Regions from separate parts of the Homo sapiens genome. Here all the other regions are linked to region 3. A link is a loop called in an ENCODE intact Hi-C map of the cell type or tissue named here. Cell type or tissue: OCI-LY7. All regions are shown on one strand. Each heading gives the region's core, and the rest is flanking DNA. Links, peaks and the distances in the headings are about the cores only.

Region 1 (5,112 bases), core at 1-5,000, 400 kb before region 3:
GTTTTTTTTTTTTTTTTTACCAATGCCATTTACCATAATTAGCAATTCATCCAGTCAATAACTATTTCTGGAAAGCTAAGGGTGTGCCAGGCACTGTGCCTGGGGCTGGGGTAGGCCAGGGATGCCCTCCAAGCATTCGTTATTCGGACCCCGTATTAGAAAGTTGGTAGAGAAGCAAAAGTGGTCAGACTGCCTTGAAAATATTTGCCACAAACGCACCATTTAAAGGCTGCACCCTCACTGAACACCTGCCCTGTTTAGCCTGAGCATCTCTCTGCCTCTAACCATTGTGTCCACGCCCTTGGCAATCAGTTTTTCTGATTGTCAAATTTTCCACAACACAATACAAATATAACACCAATGGATGGCAAAGGGAAATTTTCAATCTTGGAAACGCTGTAAGGTTTCATGGAATTGATTAACATTATGTGGGGGACTACTCAAATTATACACAAAGCTACTGACAAAGGAGGTTCTGGAAAAATGAGACTAAGTAACAATAGGGTATGAGACTGTCAACAACTAGTCCTTTGTTTCCTTACTTAGGGGGATAAAAGAAAAAACAAACAAACAGAAACAAACCAGCCCTGACAAAACAAATAATTTAATTCAAAGGATGATGAAGAGCTCTTGGGAAAATTAAAGGCCATACATATTTTTGTAAAAATGACTCTTTTGCTGAACACATGATGTATTAAGTCAAACATGAAGTTAAAAATGTTGCGTTCTGCTATCATAAAACATAGTCAGAAAATGTATAAGAACTCTACTGCCACCATTAATGTTGACTTACTATTATTTTAAGAATTTGGGCATAGTTGCAATTTTGCCTAATTTACCTTTTCAAAATACAAGGTAAAATGGACCAATGTTCATAATTTTTAATTGATCAAGATAGACTCTAAATCAAACCCTACTTCTCACTATTTACTTTGTATTTTGGTTTAACAGGATATGCTGTGCATGACTTTGTACTGTTTATCTCCTGATAAGGAGAACTTCCTGCTGTGTTAATTTGCATAATTACCTTTGTGCTGACCCTCCCCCTCACTGAAATGTGAGGTCTGTGAAGGCACCATCCTCTCAGTCAGGATCCCAGCAGGAAACAGATGGCCTCTCGCCATAGGAGAGTTCAAGGGCCCTCATGTTGGAACCCTGTGATAAAGGTGGCAAACCGCCTTAAGTCTGGTACCTGGGATTTAGCCATGAGGCAGGATTCTTCCTAGCAGACCTGGGCTTTCCCCACCTAAATATGTCAAGCAGCACTTAGTAGGTCTCTGTCTCATGTCTGGGGTGCCTGTGACCAAGGACCCATTGCCATAGACAATTATGGGTCAAAATACTGTTACCTGCGATCCCTCGCTCCTTGGGGCATTGAGACCTGCCTTGTCTCTGATGGTTAAGAGCCGCCCCTACTCTGGTGCTTAGAGTGGCGCTGCCTCCAGCCCACAGAGGACGGCCCACAGAGCTGGTGAAGGACTCACCAATGCATTTCCTCTCTTCCTCCGGGCCCCTTGGGGAAGAAGCATATTAGGGAAGGTCTGAGTCAGTTGCAAATAGTAGGCACCTTTCTACATTTCTATTTCCTTGAGTCTTTGAGCTCTGTTCTCTAGAGCGTGCCAGGATTTCAAGCTTTTCAATCTCATTAACTTTGTCCAATTAGCCAACCTGGAGGATTATTAACCACTTTCTCAGGGGTTGAGCCAACATATTAAACCCTGAAACCCAGCCTAATCCAGGCTCGCTCTCTTCCATGTGGGGCAGGCACTGTCAGACTCCACCCCACACTTGCTCCCAGGCTCTAGCTGCTACCTGCTAGAGTGGACCTGCAGCTCCATGTTGAGGCAATCTCCTCCCAGGGGGGTCTTGGGCCCTCCTCACCCTGCCTCTGATGGTCTCAACTGTTTTCTGGGACTGGAGGCAATGAGAGGTGTGATGTGGGTCCTGGGGAAGTGGCATCAGCTCAGGAGGCAACTTCCCCAGGTGCAGTCATTGCAAGGCTTTTTAATAGAGGAGTGTTGGGTTCCATGGGGGATGGGAGGTGAAAGGAGGAGAGAGGAGGGGAGAAAGAGAAGGGAGAGCAAAGGGGAGCTGCCTCTGTAGACAACAGGGGTTCAGGGGAATTGGCAGCTCCAAATTTCCAGCCTCTCTTTCTTCTCTGCCCAAATCTCTCCATGTGTCTTTCCCCATGGACACCTTGTATTAGTCTGTTCTTGTACTGCTGTAAAGAACTACCTGAGACTGGGTAATTTATAAAGAAAAGAGGTTTAATTGACTCAGGGATCTGCAGGCTGTATAGGAAGCATGGCTGGGAAGGCCTCAGGAAACTTACAATCATGGCGCAAGGCGACAGGGAAGCAGGCACCTCTTACAAGATCAGGGCAGGAGGAAGAGAGAGAAGGAGGAGGTGCCACACACTTTGAAACCAGATCTCGTGAGAATTCTATCACGAGAAGAGCAAGGTGGAAATCCACCCCCATGATCCAGTCACCTCCCACCAGGCCCCACCTCCAATACTTGGGATTACAATTGAACATGAGATTTGGGTGGGGACATATCACACCCTTTCCTGGTAAGAGATCAGGCAGGGTTGAGCATTTAATCGGAACCTCAGTGCTGCTCCTTATAATCAGGCCCATGCTTGGCCCTTGGCACAGATGTCCTGGGACCAGAGAGATGAGGGATCCCTTCAAAGCTGCCCTGGAAGCCGCTGGGTCTCTGCACCTGTTCTTAATTGTATGCTTGTGGTTTTACATTTCTCCTTTTCCCTGGGCAGGTGCCCTAGGGGGATGGTGACTGTGGCTCTGTGATCTCTAGTTGCCATAGTGACTGAGCACCACACGGACCTCCACGCTCTGCCTGCTGCCTGCACTTCCGCCCGTGCTATCCCTGAAGAGAGTTTCAGGAGCGGCGCCTGCTGTGGTGACTTGTGCCCCATTACTGACCAGCAAGGAAGTGACCTACACTTGCGGGTGACCCAGAGTCCAGTGCTAGGAGGTAACAGCAGCCCATTTGCCATTGTGAGCACCCCTGGGAGTCCCATCAGAATCAGAGGCTCCACACCCCTCCCTCAGTGCATGAACCATCCCTGTGTGGCCTGCTCCTAAGACCTTGACCACATTTCCACCACAGTCCTGTGGAAGCTGGCACACGGTAAGGGTTCCTGGAAGGCAAGTGATAGTCTCTGCAGCTCCCCAGTGAACCCGGGGCACTCCAGCCCTGCCCTCACACCCCACGTCACCTGGGGAAATGATACGGTTTTCGCCCACAGCTGAATCTTTGTAGCGAGAACTTCCTACTCAGAGCTCTTAGTGAGCCCCTGGACAAAACCCAAAATGCTCAGGAGCCATGATCAAGGGTGGGGGCCAGGAGGGAAGTGGAGAACTGGGGCTGCTTTGGGGAGGGGCCACTGCTCGGCAGAGCCTCAGATCACAAGGGGGAATTTCTGTGGATGAAGAGCCTGCAATTTGATTCTTCATCACATTGTAGGAAGAAAAAAAAAAAACACGTGTATACAAATGGCATAGACACACACACATAGATACATATACACACACACATCTGTAGTTATGAAGTCGCAGGATCATCTTCCTGTCATATAGGAGTCTTGCCTTTGAGGAAACCTGACCTGAACACCTGACTGCCAACCTCCCAGGGCCATTCTTTGTATTGGATCTGTAGTGGCATTCCTCCACAAAGCCACTTCCCCAAGAGAAATGATTCTCAGGTTGAGCTGCATCAGAATCACCTGGAGAACCTGTCCAATCACAGATGGCTGGGCCCCATCCCAAATTTCGGATCCACGCCTGAGCATGTGCATTTGCAGCAAGTTTCCAGTGGGGACAGGTGCTGCTAGTCCAGGGGCCACATTTTGAGAACCATCAGCTTTCACGGCTCAGTGTAACAGTCGTCCAGTTCAAAGACTGGTAACTTCCAGGTTACATCAGCGTCACAGTTAGCTAGCTCTGTGATCTCTGCGTGTTGTATAATTTCTTCATTGCAAATCTCACATGTTGCCTTGAGGATTGCATGAGGGAGTGCAGGGAACGAACTTCGTTTGACACCTCCACGTGGGAAGCCCCTACCTGGTAGTTATTGGTGCTGCATGGTTAAATCCACTCAGTTTCATTTTATCCACTTGCAATCCAGAACACAGCTGCTGCGTAAGATAAATTTATTTGAAAACAATTTTCTAGAACTTGGATTTGTAAGAGTATGTAAAACAGAGTGTGGAAGGCCAGGTTTCACTAACGCAGGCCTCCATAACAACTGCTTCAGTACTGACCGAGTAGTTAAGTTAAATATTAAAAGCTAAGAAAAGCCAGTGCCCCTATACAAAGGCTGAAATGTAACAAAAGCCCACCAAGGGTTTTGCCCAGGCCTTTCCTGGGCCTTAACGCATGACAAAATAATGAAAGAATTCTTAACAGGACCCATTTAGGATTAAACAAGTTTTACTGGGGTTAAAAAACTCCCCAGGCTTCCACAAACAAGTTTATTGGAAGTCTGAAGGAACTCCCCAGACCTCCAAGATTTAGCAGAAGTCAAGATAAGGGTAATCACCCCAGCACCTGGACTCATTTAGATAAGTAAATTTACTGAGGCTGCAGAGGAAGGTCTTCAGGACTCAGACATTAGTTACAGATTAAAATAAGTTAATCACTTAAGTCTTCAGATGAATGCACACTTACATGTAGACATAGAGCTTAGAAGGTATACAAGCTCTGGAAAACTTTGTAATTTTGAGTTGGTCTAGTGATAATTTCCAGGCCTTCTCCCTGTAACTGGTTTCAGAAATAAAAACTCTCCTCCTCCCCAGTTCATCTGCATCTCATTATTGGGCCACAAGAAATAGCTGCCCGACACTCAGCCTGGTCCGGGAACAAGAGTACACTGCATTCCCGGATTTTACTGCTTTTTGCAAATACAATAAAAAGGAGTGCCCACAAAATTAGAAACTTTGACAGATTAGAGGCTATATTAATATCATAAAGAGTGTTATAACTAGGTTATATTAGTTTTACCACCACAATAAAAACAACTATTGAAATAGAATGATACACAACTAAACTCTGGGGATTATTTTATTCACTTTTAATATGACCACAGTTT
Region 2 (5,112 bases), core at 1-5,000, 230 kb after region 3:
TGCGGTACGGATTCTAGATACGCCGCGGAGACCGTGGAACTTTAGGCCAAAGTAAAGATTGTTTTCATGAATAGACAGCCTCACTTTTAACATTTCCCTCTGTCCATTTTGCTTCAAAGCAGTTGTTACCCTAAAGATACACAGATGGAAACTTTCCAGTAAAAAGGGATTGATTTTCTTCCTGCATTTGTCAGCCGAGCTGCGTATGGCCCCACACTGAGAGCATTGTAAAGCCGGGGTCCGTTCTGGCTAAAAACAGGGAGCAGCAGTGTCCAATGTTTTCTAGGGCCGTCTGAGGAAGAAAGGAAAAGATCAGGATAATGGCTGGAGGAGTGTGAGCGCTCCTCGCTTGCTTGCAAAGGTTGTTCCTAACCGCGAGCCCTCCTCCATCCACATCTCCTGCGGCGTCCAGGGTGGAACGGGGTTGCCCCTGCACGCATTCTTTTTGTTCTGAGCCTGCTTGTGTGCACCAGCTTCCAAAAATAAAGCATTTTCCTTGTGTGAGGCCTGAAGCCGGGTGTGCCTGGACCAGCCTGTAGTGGAGAGGTGGCCTCTTCGGGCCTGGGGGGCGTCTGAGGCCCCTGTCTCTCTGGCCGAATTTGCTGCTGGCAAGTAAACAGACCAAAGGAAAGCCAAGGCCGTCCTGCCGGCTGCGCTTCTCCACGTGGCCCGAGGACGCCCCTGTATTCTGCAGTGATGACGTGCACCCTCTGGGATGTGGGAGTCACACCTTCCCCATTCCCAGTGGTGGGTGGCACTGGAGGCCCAAGCAGTGGGGGTCCCCAGCGGGGCACAGAGGGGTGAGTCACTGTTGCCTTTGTGTCCCCCTCTCTCTAGGACTCATAGCACACCCTGGAGAGGGGGGGCCCGGCGGCAGTCGGCTTAGAGACCTACCAGGTTAGCCTTCGACGCCCACCCCGTCCTTGTCCGCCTGCTCTGTGTCTGTCACTTGCATCTCTGTGTTGTTCTTGTTAAGGTGCCACCCGCCCCTGTGTTGAGAACAGGGCACCTGCAGCAGCGGACTCCCAGGGGCTCTGACCAGGGCTGTCGCACATGGGCCATGTGAGAGGCCCTGCTCCCTTGCCGTAGCTGCTGGGCGCGGGGGGCCCTTGGTGGGGTTGGCTAGTTCTACTCTGAGGGCTCCTATTTGAAACCAGGGTTTGGTTCTTCCTCCCTGATGCCTTCTTCCTGGGGTTGGACTGTTCTGAGGGGCAGGAATGAGTCATGTTTTGCCTAAGCTTTAGCAGCTCTGAAGGATCCATGTCTGGCATGAGGTGGCCTCCAGAAGCTTCTGGATGAATTTCCAGTGTGCCGCACCTCCTGCATTTTAAGCCCTCCTATCACAAGAATTCCCAAGAAACCTGGGGCACAGTCCCCTGAAGACTTCCACTTAACGCAGCCCCGGCCAGACAGATGAACCTTCATCTTGTTTGCGAACCTCCCCTTGGGGTCCCCGCAGTCCTGCAGGAGTGTAGCAGGCGAGGGTTTCGGGGTTCCCAAGAGTGATGCTACCAGCTAAGGCGCTCTGGTGAGGCAGACTCAAGGTTGAGGAAGAGGCATTGCCCTCTGATATTTTCAACTATTTCTCTGGACCCAAATAAAACAAAGTACTAGAAGCGGCTAAGGCAGCAGCAGCTTCCTGTCAGCCAGAGGTGCTGTTAGGCCAGGTGCTGGCCTTTGTTAGTCACCTAGAACCCGCAGAGCGCCAGGGACCTGCATCGCACCACCTCTTCCCCTGAGATGTTCTAGTTTCAAAGGTTACCCGTTTTAGACTGAACAGAAAGGATAAAAACCTTGAAATGGAGCTTGTTTGCATAATATATGATTTGCATGCTCTTATACTTATTTATAGTATTGAAGTTAAGAGAATGTGTATCTTCCTTAGACAATTAAACCAAGAATTTGTACCAAGAATTAAACCAAGAATGTGGGAGTCACGCCTTCCCCATTCCCAGTGGTGGGTGGCACTGGAGGCCCAAGCAGTGGGGGTCCCCAGCGGGGCACAGAGGGATGGGTCACTGTTGCCTTTGTGTCACCCTCTCTCGAGGACTCATAGCACACCCTGGAGAGGGGTGTGGGGGGCAGTTTTAAAATGTTACAGTCTTGTGGGTTTTTCTGAAGCTCCCTCCATGGGACCTGTTGTGGTGCCTGTCCCTTGTGGTGTGACCAGGTGCTGGTGTAACTCATCTTCGTGTTCCTTGTGCTGTGTCTGACCATAAGTACTGTGCTACGGAATAGCAAAGGCTCACGTCCAGGCCCTCAGGCAAAATGCGGCCCACCAGCCTCCCCCAATAATCCCCTCTCCATCCCCAGGTGCCCTGCACCCCTCTCCCTTCGTCAGACCCCAGTAGGCAGCTGTTCTCAGTGGCTCATTTATTCAGACATAAACCTAGATCCCCTCGGCGCAGGGTTATTGGAGGGAGAAGCATTGTTGGGACCCAGTGCCCCTGTGGGTTCCTGAACTGGCAGTGAGTGGGTGGCTGCGGGAGAAGCCACCCTCGGCTTGGCAGAGTTGTCCGGGACAGCTGGGGAGTGGCCTGAAGTAGGTTCTCTTTCCATGGTCACGAGGGGCTTGTGAGGGAGAAAGCTGAAGCTCTTGGCAGCACCATTGCCTTCCACGGGGCGGCAGGACTAGTGGAGCCACCTGCCCAGGAGGGGGTGCTCATGGGTGCTGATTTGCACCTGCCTGGGAGGGGGGCTCACTTGTATTGGTTGGTACCTGCCTGGGAAGGAGGCTCACCTGTGCTCTTTAGCACCTGCCCGGGAGGGAGGCTCACCTGTGCTCTTTAGTGCCTGGCTGGGAGGGAGGCTCACCTATGCTGTTCAGGAGGCCCAGGTTGAGGGGAGTGTGGCAATCCAATGCCACAGCACTGTAAAGGTGTGGCCTATGGTGATCCGTTGCCACAGCACTGTAAAGGTGTGGCCTGTGGTGATCTGATGCCACAGTGCTGTAAGGTGTGGCCTGTGGTGATCCGATGCCACAGCGCTGTAAGGTGTGGCCTCTGGTGATCTGATGCCACAGTGCTGTAAAGGTGTGGCCTGTGGTGATCCGATGCCACAGTGCTGTAAGGTGTGGCCTGTGGCAATCTGATGCCACAGCGCTGTAAGGTGTGGCCTTTCACAAAGCGCTTGGCTCTAGTGGTCCCATTCCTAAGAATTCATGATAAAGAGATTTGACAGAAGAAAAAAATCTGCATTACTAAAGATTCCATCACTAAATTATCTACAGTGTCAAAAATAGCAAAGTGAGTTTTGAGAAGTGAGCTGGATGGAATATCACGTAGCCATTAAAGTGATCATGAAAACGTCCAGCACTGTAAACACGCACGCCTCAGACGCAGTGTGTGAAGGACACATACCATGCGGTCGTGTGGATCCGGACAGAGCCCATCAAATCTTAAGCCAAAACGAAACTGAGGGCAGTGGCTGTATGGATAATGTTTCACTTTATAGAAGGAAGGCAAGCAGTATGTTAGGCTGGGACTCAGCGTAGCATCTGTCACGGTGCTCCTCTTATGGCCCAGGTGAGGCTGGCTCTGGGCTGAGGTCACGCTGCAGGTGGGGTGGGATGTGGGCAGAGAAGCCTCGCACAGGGCCACCTCTACTGTGTTCAGCCCTGGCAGAGGCCACCTCCCACTGTCCTGCCGTGGTTGGAGCTGTGGGAGGGGACTGTCCCCTCCCAGCGCTTCCCCTGTCCTGAGGGTGGCACCCATGGGGCATAGATTTCCCCACTGCTGTCTCCTGTCTTCGCTGTCGGCCATGCCTTGTCCATTCCCAGCTGGGAGGAGTTGAGAGCGCCTGGCTCTCCCGGGGGAGGTTGTCTGCTTCCCTCACCCCCAACCTGGGCTGCACATTGGGATCACCTGAGTGAGGCCAGACACATGCGGAGGCCCAAGGCCCACCCCAGAGAGTCTCATTTTGTGAGCCCTGGCCAGTGAATCTCTACCTGGCGGGGGTGGAGAGTGGAGGGCGTTTGCCCCAAGGGACGCTGTCGGCAATGTCTGCAGACACCTTGGTGGGGAGGGGTGCTCCTGGCACCTACTGGGTGGAAGCCCGGTATCTGCTCAGCATCCCACGGTGCACAGGGTGGCCCACAACAAAGGATCTGGCCCAAAACGCTGAGGCAGGGAAACCCTAGACAGGGGGACCCTGAGACACTCTGTGGCGGCTCCCTCGGGCAGCAGAGAGGGACAGGCGCAGGGCGGCTGCTTTGCACAAATGGCAGCTTTCAGTGCAGTTTTGGGGATTTGTATATTTGGCAAACACTGAGCCTGGGAGCTGGTCCATGGGTGAGAGCCCAGGGGCCCAGAAGTGCAGTCTGCTCTGGTGCCCCGCTCCTGGGTCACCCAGCTGTCATGTCCTCCCACGTTGGCGACACAGGGAGGAGAATGCAGCTCTGCTGGGCCCCGGGGTCGCCGTCAACTGGTGAGACATCTGATGGATGGGGGCAGGGCGAGGGGACCTGGGGCTGCTGCTGCAGGGTGAGGGACTGGGCAGTGAGGACCCCCGAGGTGCCTGTGTGAGAGTCAGAGGGACAGATGGCACTGGGGGGCTGTCAGTGTCCTGGGCGGAGCCGAAACCACAGTTTGACTGGCTACCTTCCAGGAGGGGCTGGAGATGAGGTCTGGGATGCAGGGATATAGGTGTTTCTGGAAGCTTCATGGACTGTGTGTGGCTGTGTGTTTCTGTGGTGTGTGGATGTATTTGTGTGGTATGTGGATGTATTTGTGTGGTGTGTGTTTAGTATTTGTGTGGTGTGTGTGTTGAGTATTTCTGTGGTGTGTTTGTGTGTATGTGGTGTGTGTTGAATATGAGGTGTGTGGTGTGTGTGTTGAGTGTATTTGTGGTATGTGTGATTTGTGTGTATTCGTGTGTGGTGTGTATTTGGTGTGGNGTATTATGTGTGTGTGGTATGTGTTCAGTGTGTGTGTGGTGTATGTGTGTGGTATGTGTTCAGTGTGTATTTGGTGTGTGTGATATGTGATTGTGTATTTATGTGTGGTGTGTGTATTTGGTGTGCTGAGCGTATGTGTTTGTATGTTGTGTGTGTATTTGTGTGTGGGTTGTGTGTGGTGTATGTGTTGAGTATGTGTTGTGTGGGGCATGTATGTG
Region 3 (7,624 bases), core at 1,332-6,331:
TGTGGGGACCACCTGCATGGGGAGGGAACATATAGAAAATGCAGGCTCCCAGCCTCACCCCTCTCTCACTCAGGCACTGGAGGATAGGCCCCCCGGCATCCGGGTGACTCAGGTGCTCACACGACCTTGAGGACGGGACCGTGTCCTCCTGAACACCAGGACACGAATCCAGTGGGATGGCCCCTTTTGTGGACAGATGGCTCTGCCTGAAAATTCCTCACGATATGGAATCACGGTTGGCCTTCCTGCTGGAACGACCACATCCGAGAAGCCTGGTCCACCCTCACACTGGACAGTGAGTGCCACTCCTCCATGTGGCAGCCTTCGGACCCTTCTGGAGAGTTCTCCGGGCCGCCTCTGTTTTGCTCCCCTCCCCCATCTCTCTCTCCCTCACTCACACAGACACGTGCCCTCGTCTTTGTCTCTGTTTCTGTTTACCTTTGAAGAAGCTCGGCTTTCTTATCACAGCCCGAATGACTTTTCCTTTTCCACATTCCACTTCGGAGACTGTGGCCCTCCACGGGCAGCAGTTGCCGGGTTGGATGGAAAGCGAGGGTGCGGCCTGGGGTTGGGACATTGTCTCCAGGCCCCAAGGAGCAGCATGGGCCTGTCGCTTTCTCGTGGCAAGGCCAGAGCAGATCGGAAGGCGAAGAGACACGAGAAACTCCCAGAAGAGGCGCCCAGGCCTTCAGAGGTGCTTCCGTAACACAGCAAAGGCATAGCTAAGGCCAGGGGGGCAGTGGACACGCACGTGCCGGTGTGTTTTCAGACCCTGCATGCCTCACAGTGGAACCTGGGGAAAGCCCTGGATTAGGAGCCAAATACCCTCAGTCCAGTCCTCGTTCTGCCAACGGCTGGACAGGGTCCCCTGGGTGGCATTTATCCATTCAGTGCCTCGGTTTCCTAAATGAGAAATTACCAAAAGGGAATAGTGATGCCTTCTAATTTAATGGTGTTTTAATGCCTCCTGATTTTATGAAAACCAAATTAATTAATGTATGGGAATGCCTTCTAGAACTAGAGTGTATTTTAAGTATCCATCACTTATTGTCATTAAATGTAGGTAAGGCCATTACTGGGGAAATATAATTAAAAATAAAATGTGCTGGCCAGGCACAATGGCTCATGCCTGTAATCCCAGCACTTTGGGAGGGGTGGGGGGTGGATCACGAAGTCAGGAGTTCAAGACCAGCCTGGCCAAGATGGTGAAACTCCATCTCTACTAAAAATACAAAAATTAGCCAGGTGTGGTGGCACATGCCTATAATCTCAGCTACTTGGGAGGCTGAGGCAGAGAATTGCTTGAACCCAGGAGGCGGAGGTTGCAGTGAGCCAAGATCGCGCCACTGCACTCCAGCCTGGAGGACAGAGCGAGACTCCATCTCAAAAAAAAAAAAAAAGAAAGAAAAAAGACGTGTGCTCTAAACCCAGGAAACCTCTCCACAAAGGTGGAAAAGAAAGAAAAGTTTCATTATTGAATAACCGTTAAGCCAGAAGATGATATGCATCACAAGCAATGGCTAAGAGACTGCAAAGAAAGGATCTTATCCTTTTAAAGACTCAAACAGGTACAACTAACTGCATGCGTGTTTTCAACATAAACAATAACTAGTCCTTAAGGAAGAGGCCCTGACAGTGCCATTTGTCACACACCGTTGACCCCAGAACCACCTGGTCACTGGGGTTACCATCTGTGTTTGTTAATTGTCTGTATCTAGAAGAAGAATGAACTCCTATCTTCATGACAGGAGGTGGTTTTGCAGCTTGGAGCAAGATCAACTAAGTTAGGCTTTTGGCCTCCCTAGGAAACCAGAGAGGCCAGGAGACAGTTTGGGAGGCTGAGCTGGGCAGATCGCCTGAGGTCAGGAGTTCAAGACCAGCCTGGTCAACATGGTGAAACCCTGCCTCTACTAAAAATACAAAAAAGATTAGCCAAGCATAGTGACACACACCTGTAATCCTAGCTACTCGGAAGGCTGAGGCAGGAGAATTGCTTGAACCCAGGAGGTGGAGGTTGCAGTGAGCCGAGATTGCGCCACCGCACTCCAGCCTGGGCGACAGAGCGAGACTCCGTCTCAAAAAATAAATAAATAAATAAAGAGTAATGCTCAGAGAAAAAGGAGAGAAAAATCTCTTCCCTTCTTTTCAATCAGGAGAATTAAGCCTCTATTTTTAATTTGTCTCTGTCCTTGAAATCCTGAGGTGGTTTTAAGGGCATAGGGCACTTACCAGAGAAGACTGGCCTGGGTGCTTGCCAGGGCCTCTTCCAACTCTGAGATCGTGAGCATCAAGGATAAGCTTTGGAGCCTATTGATAACCGCATTAGCACCACGATCAGGAATGCTGTCGCCCTAACAATAACGTTAGGACAAAGAATTCACGGTTCATGTAAAAGAGCGAATGCAAGTCAGAAACAAAAATCCACCTATGTCTGGGTCCTGGGACCTGGCTGCGGAGGGCAGCGTGGTCTGGAGAATAGGGTGCCAGCCAGGCCTGGTGTCCTGACTTCTAGACAGGACTCCAGCCTGTCTGTAAAAGTTGGTGCAGGCTGAGTGCAGTGGCTCACTCCTGAAATCCCAACACTTTGGGAGGCTGAGGCGGCCAGATCACAAGGTCAGCAGATCGAGGCCCTCCTGGCCAACATGGTGAAACCCCCTCTCCACTAAAAATACAAAATCTGGGCATGGGGGTGCATGCCTGTAATCCCAGCTACTCGGGAGGCTGAGGCAGGAGAATCGCTTGAACCAGGGAGTCGGAGGTTGCAGTGAGCCAAGATCATGCCACTGTACTCCAGTCAGGGTGACAGAGCGAGACTCCGCCTCAAAAAAAAAAAAAGAAAAAAAAAGAAAGAGATCTGGTGCAGTCCTTGGCCACCTGGACTTCAGGGTCTTGTTTCCAGATAGTGAAGATAACTGGCTCGATCCACACCTGCACCAGCATTTCGTGACTGGATCATCTCTTAGGACGGGTCAGACCACGGTGCTTCTAGACCCATCAGGGCCATTCTGCACCCAGTAATGGATATCATCATGTGGCTTTGAAATAATGAAGCAAGAGCAATAGAATCTGAACTGAAACGCAATAACTGCATGAATGAGTTTATAGTGTGGCATCTTAGAAAGCTTTCTGCTGGAGGGTTCCAAATAAGTGACGCCAAACTCAGAGGGGATCGTTCCCCGCCAGCCCTCATCGCAACAGGCAGCTGCCCCAGCACAGTCACTCCTGGAAAACACCAATGTCCCAAGGCGCGGAGTCTTTCTGCCGGGGCTGAGGTTGGGATAAAAGGACATCACAACAGTGAGTTGCCTCTACCTCGAATCAGGCTTTAATGTTTAAGAGGAAAAGAGAGAAGGTGTACATTCCCCCAGCCGCAAGGATTTTCAAAAGTAAAAACAGAATACAACAGATTCAATAGTTCCAATAAATGATTTTAAAATTCTCAGATATGCGCTCTTTGTCAGGATTCTCCAGAGAAACAGAAAACTGATTTTAAAAAAAGAAAAGAAAAGAAAGAAATTTGTGGGCCGGGCATGTTGGTGCACGCCTGTAATCCCAGCACTTTGGGAGGCTGAGGCGGGCAGATCACCTGAGGTCAGGAGTTAGAGACCAGTCTGGCCAACATGGCAAAAACCCATCTCTACTAAAAATACAAAAATTAGCCAGGTGTGGTGTTGGGCGCCTGCAGTCCCAGCTACTCAGGAGGCTTAGGCAGGGGAATCGCTTGAACCTGGAGGCAGAGGTTGCAGTGCGCCGAGATCACACCTTTGCACTCCAGCCTGGGCAACTAAAGCGAAACTCTGTCTCAAAAGAAAAAAAGAAAAGAAAGAAAGAAATTTGTGATTCTAAGAAATTGAAATTGGCTCACACAGTTACGGAGCTGACAAGTCCACCACCACCTGCAAGGTGAGTCAGCAAGCTGGGGCCCAAGAGAGCCAACGTGTAGTTCCCGTGCCAACGTAGGCAGACTCAAGACCCAGGGAGAGGTAATGTTTCAGTTCAAGTCCAAAGGCAGCAAAAAGCTGATGTTCCAGTTCGGAGGCCGTCCGGCAGGAGGGGTTCTCTCCTCCTCGGGGGAAGGGGCAGCCCTTTTGCTCTTTTCAGGGCTTCAGCTGATTGCATGAGGCCCACCCACATTCTGCTTGACTCAGTCTATTGATTCAAATATTAATCCAATCAGATCAGAGGAGGGACCTGCAGAGGCACGGCCGGCAGAGAAACTGTTGGGCTGAACTGCCAACGGAGAACGCCAGGGATCTGATTCACCAGCAGCCTTGGGGACATTCACCTCGGGCTCGACAGACTGCCAGAAACCCCCCAAGCCCCAAGGCATCCATATAACGGCCAGGTTATTTCAGATTGACACACATCCTAATGTACGAGTCAGCCCACACATCCCACAGGCGCTGAGCATCTCTTGTTTTTCACCCCAAATAAACTCTGCTGAAACTGGGGGGCCGCAGGGTGTCGAGAAAAGGGAAGAAGGGCAGAGGGCAGAAGTGGGTGGTTTGCTCTGCTCCACCCATGGGAGGCTGGTGCACACGGCTGCTTCCGAAAGGGCTTCCTGCTTTAATTGCAGTGCTGAGACACAGGTGGCTCTCACGCCCTCTAATTCAGGCAAAGCCGCCACTGGGGCCAAGGGGAGCCGGGGGACAAGCAAGCGGCCAGTTGGGAGCAATGTTCACGATAGCTCCTTGCGTGCACCAGTCCCAGAGTCTTAGAGGGAGGGATTCCTCCAGGGGGTCTGAGGCCAGAGGTTTCCACTGCTCCTGTCCTAACGATCAGGTGAGCAGCCTCCCTGGGCTCCTGGGTCTAAGGCATCGCTCAGGAGGAAGGACCTTCACCACATTTGCCAGGAAGGTCTCCTGATACCCATGAAAGGCTGCTCACCTGCTGGGAAGCTCTTTAAAAAATCCCAATGCCTGGCCTCCAGCCCCAGGAAAGCAGCTTAGAATCTGTTTGGGGGACACCAGGGGGGACTCCGAGGGGCAGCAAGGTTGACAGCCTCGACCCAGTCCAAACACAGGGCAGCTTGCCAATGAGGAAGTGAAAGTGAAGGGCCCTTGGCCCAGGTCACCCTGTGCAGCGGGCTCAGTGGCAGCCCCCTGCACCCCTGCAAAAGATATGTCCAATCCTAACCCCAGGTACCTGTGAATGTCAACTTACTTGGAAAAAGGGTCTTTTTGCAGATGTAATTTAGATGAGATCATCCTGGATTTAAGGTGAACCTAAATCCAATGACTGGCATCCTTACAAAAGGAAGGAGAGAGAGATTTGAGGTGCATGGAGGGAAGCCCTGAGAAGCCATGGAGATTGGAGTGATCCATCTACAATGAGCCCGGGATGCCAGGAAGGGCTCACCCCAGAGCCTGGGAGAGGCAGGGGACGGTTTCTCCCTCGCAGCCTCCAGAGGAAACCAGCGCTGTCAGCCCCTCGATTTCAGACCTGCAGCCTCCGAGCTGCGAGAGAGTGCAGGTCTGTTGTTCAGCCTCCCAGCCTGTGGTTCTTTGTTTGTACAGTAGCCCCAGGACGTCGGTTAGGGGTGCAGCCTTGCTCACTCTCACGGGGCCCCTCCATTGGCTCTTCTCACCATCCACTTCTGCCCTCTGCCCGTCTCCCCCCTTCTCCGCCCCTGCGAGTCCCGCCCCAGTTCCGGCAGAGTTTATTTGGGGTGAACAACAAGAGACGCTCAGTGCACGTGGGGTGTGTGGGCTGACTTGTACATTAGGATATGTGTCAATCTGAAACAACCTGGCCATTCTCTCGACGCCTTTGGGCTTGGGGGCATTTCTGACAGGTTGTGGAGCCCAAGGTGAATGTCCCCAAGGCTGTCGGTGAACTGATTCAGATCCCTGGTGGTCGCGACTGACAGTTCAGCCCCTCCCTGGTTTCTCTGCCAGCTGCGCATCTGCAGGCCCCTCCCTTAGATCTAACGCATCTGTAATGCTTTCATCTCACTGAGAACCCTCCGCCTCTGGCAGGTTAGAGTAGCACTCAGGGTTGGATGTATTATCTCACCACATCTGCTTCGGTTTCCCCTGCAGAGGCGGCTCGGCGTTGGCACTGGCGCTGGCTGGGCACAGCCCTAACTAACTTGCTTCTTTGCGATCCTTCCCCCACTTTCATTTGGAAACGTTCTCACACTCTCTGCTTCTTGTAACCTCAACAGTGGGTGATGTTGAGAAAGTGTCATTTTTGTCCCAAGGCCTTTCTCCCTGTTGGATGGTCCCAGGGCTCGGCACAGCAGCCTTAGCAGGGCGGAGAGGGAAAAGGCCAGGAGCCCAGCACCGGGTGCAGTCCAGGGTCCCAACCTAGATTCTCTGCCTGCCGCGAGTTCACGTGGGGAAGGCCAATTTGTCCTGAGGAAACCACAGCTCAAGTGCTCACCATGATGCTGATGACAGTGGCCATCAGTCCCCACTGTCCCGCTGCAGATCTTGCTGATTTTCTGATACAGAGATGACCTCAGAGCCTTTTGGGTGGAGAAGAAAGCACCCAAGATCAAAGTCAGGGCCGGCCACTGGGTGCCACTGCATAGGATTTTGCCCTGGAGATAAGTTGAGGGAAATGAGGGCGCGAGAAGACGCTGCCTCACCTGCCCCTGAGAGAGCCCCACGGGGCAGTGTTCAAGACCCCACTTCCCGCAGGGCAGGGGCTGGGGCTTGCTGGGGACGTGTGTGGGATCTGAGCACAGGGACAGCCTCCAGCCTGTAACCCGTTGCCGCTTCCTCCTTCCAGAAAAAAAACATGCCTCGCAGGGGCAGGCCCAGCCCTGTGGGGTTTCAACTTCTGAAGCAGTTCAGGCGAAAGGCCGAAAACAGGAAGTGAGACTTGGGTGGTGGGAGGAGGGTATGGGCAGGCAGGAGGGATGCTGATACAGAAAATTCACATTTGAGAAGAACCCAACATATAAGAAAGGAGAGGAAAAGAGAGAGAGAAGACACCAGCACGAACTCCCCGTGGATGTGCCGGGTTTTTCTTCAGCTGCCTATCTGAGAGCCGGCCTCTGCCCTGCCCCACTCCTTCCACACACATTTGCCGGCCCTGCCTGCTGCAGGCCAGCCTGGGGCCTCAGTGGGACCCGCTCATGGCCTCCAAAAGCCTTAAAGTCTCTTGGGGGCTAAATTGTGTCCCTCAAAAAGATATGTTGAAGTCCTACCCCTCCGAACTGGTGAATGTGACTGTATTTGGGAACAGGATTTTTGCAGGTGTAGTTAAAATGAGGTCAAATTGGAGTAGGGTGGGCCCTAAATCTAATATGTCCTTATAAAAAGAGAGACATTTGGATGCAAATGAATGGAGAAGGGAGTACCATGAGACAACAGAGGTGGAGGGGGAGCGAGGCGGCTGCAGCCAGGGCACACCAGGGACCACCGCCTCCGCCCACACCAGCACAGGCCAGGAGGGCTCTGTCCAGACACCTGGATCTTGACCTTCCGGCCTCCAGAACTGTGAGGGAATCAACGTCGGTTGTTTAAGCTCCCAGTTTGCACTGCTTTGTTCCCAGCCCAAGCCGACTCACACAGAGTCTAAAGGGGAAGATGTTAAACAGGTTAAACATAATCCTCCCGCCTCAGCCTCCCAAAGTGCTGGGATTACAGGCATGAGCCACCATGTCCGACCCTCA

Evidence for each region. A loop is a pair of places that touch in the nucleus more often than their neighbours do. Peaks named below come from ENCODE experiments on the same cell type or tissue, not always from the same donor. Only the 100,000 strongest peaks of a DNase experiment are listed, where the experiment ranks them.
Region 1: a loop joins it to region 3, with 9 times the contacts of the local background. A loop is called at or near these places in 1 of 110 quality-filtered maps.
Region 2: it touches region 3 in a loop (4-fold over the local background); 1 of 110 quality-filtered maps calls a loop at or near these places.

The regions. Positions count from the first base shown.
Region 1 is chr21:42,458,688-42,463,799 of GRCh38, reverse strand. No RefSeq gene overlaps it. Among named protein-coding and RNA genes, the nearest start is that of RSPH1, 35 kb to the left of the region's middle. In OCI-LY7, for the core only: no CTCF peak of the experiment used is centred there; DNase peaks (open chromatin) are centred at 1,049, 1,444, 2,789 and 3,239; H3K4me3 peaks cover 3,795 bases; H3K27ac peaks cover 3,980 bases.
Region 2 is chr21:41,830,290-41,835,401 of GRCh38, reverse strand. The region is part of intron 11 of PRDM15 (PR/SET domain 15); the gene reads left to right. Among named protein-coding and RNA genes, the nearest start is that of PRDM15, 46 kb to the left of the region's middle. RefSeq lists enhancers at 954-1,073, 1,854-1,923. In OCI-LY7, for the core only: a CTCF peak has its summit at 2,647 (motif pointing right); DNase peaks (open chromatin) are centred at 1,061, 1,691 and 2,121; H3K4me3 peaks cover 2,410 bases; H3K27ac peaks cover 2,907 bases.
Region 3 is chr21:42,060,754-42,068,377 of GRCh38, reverse strand. It overlaps a transcript of UMODL1 not described here. Among named protein-coding and RNA genes, the nearest start is that of UMODL1, 6.8 kb to the left of the region's middle. RefSeq lists enhancers at 473-1,027, 4,211-4,280, 5,231-5,340, 5,711-5,880, 6,861-7,100 and 1 more. In OCI-LY7, for the core only: a CTCF peak has its summit at 4,452; DNase peaks (open chromatin) are centred at 1,667, 4,567, 5,617, 5,957 and 4 weaker places; H3K4me3 peaks cover 5,000 bases; H3K27ac peaks cover 5,000 bases.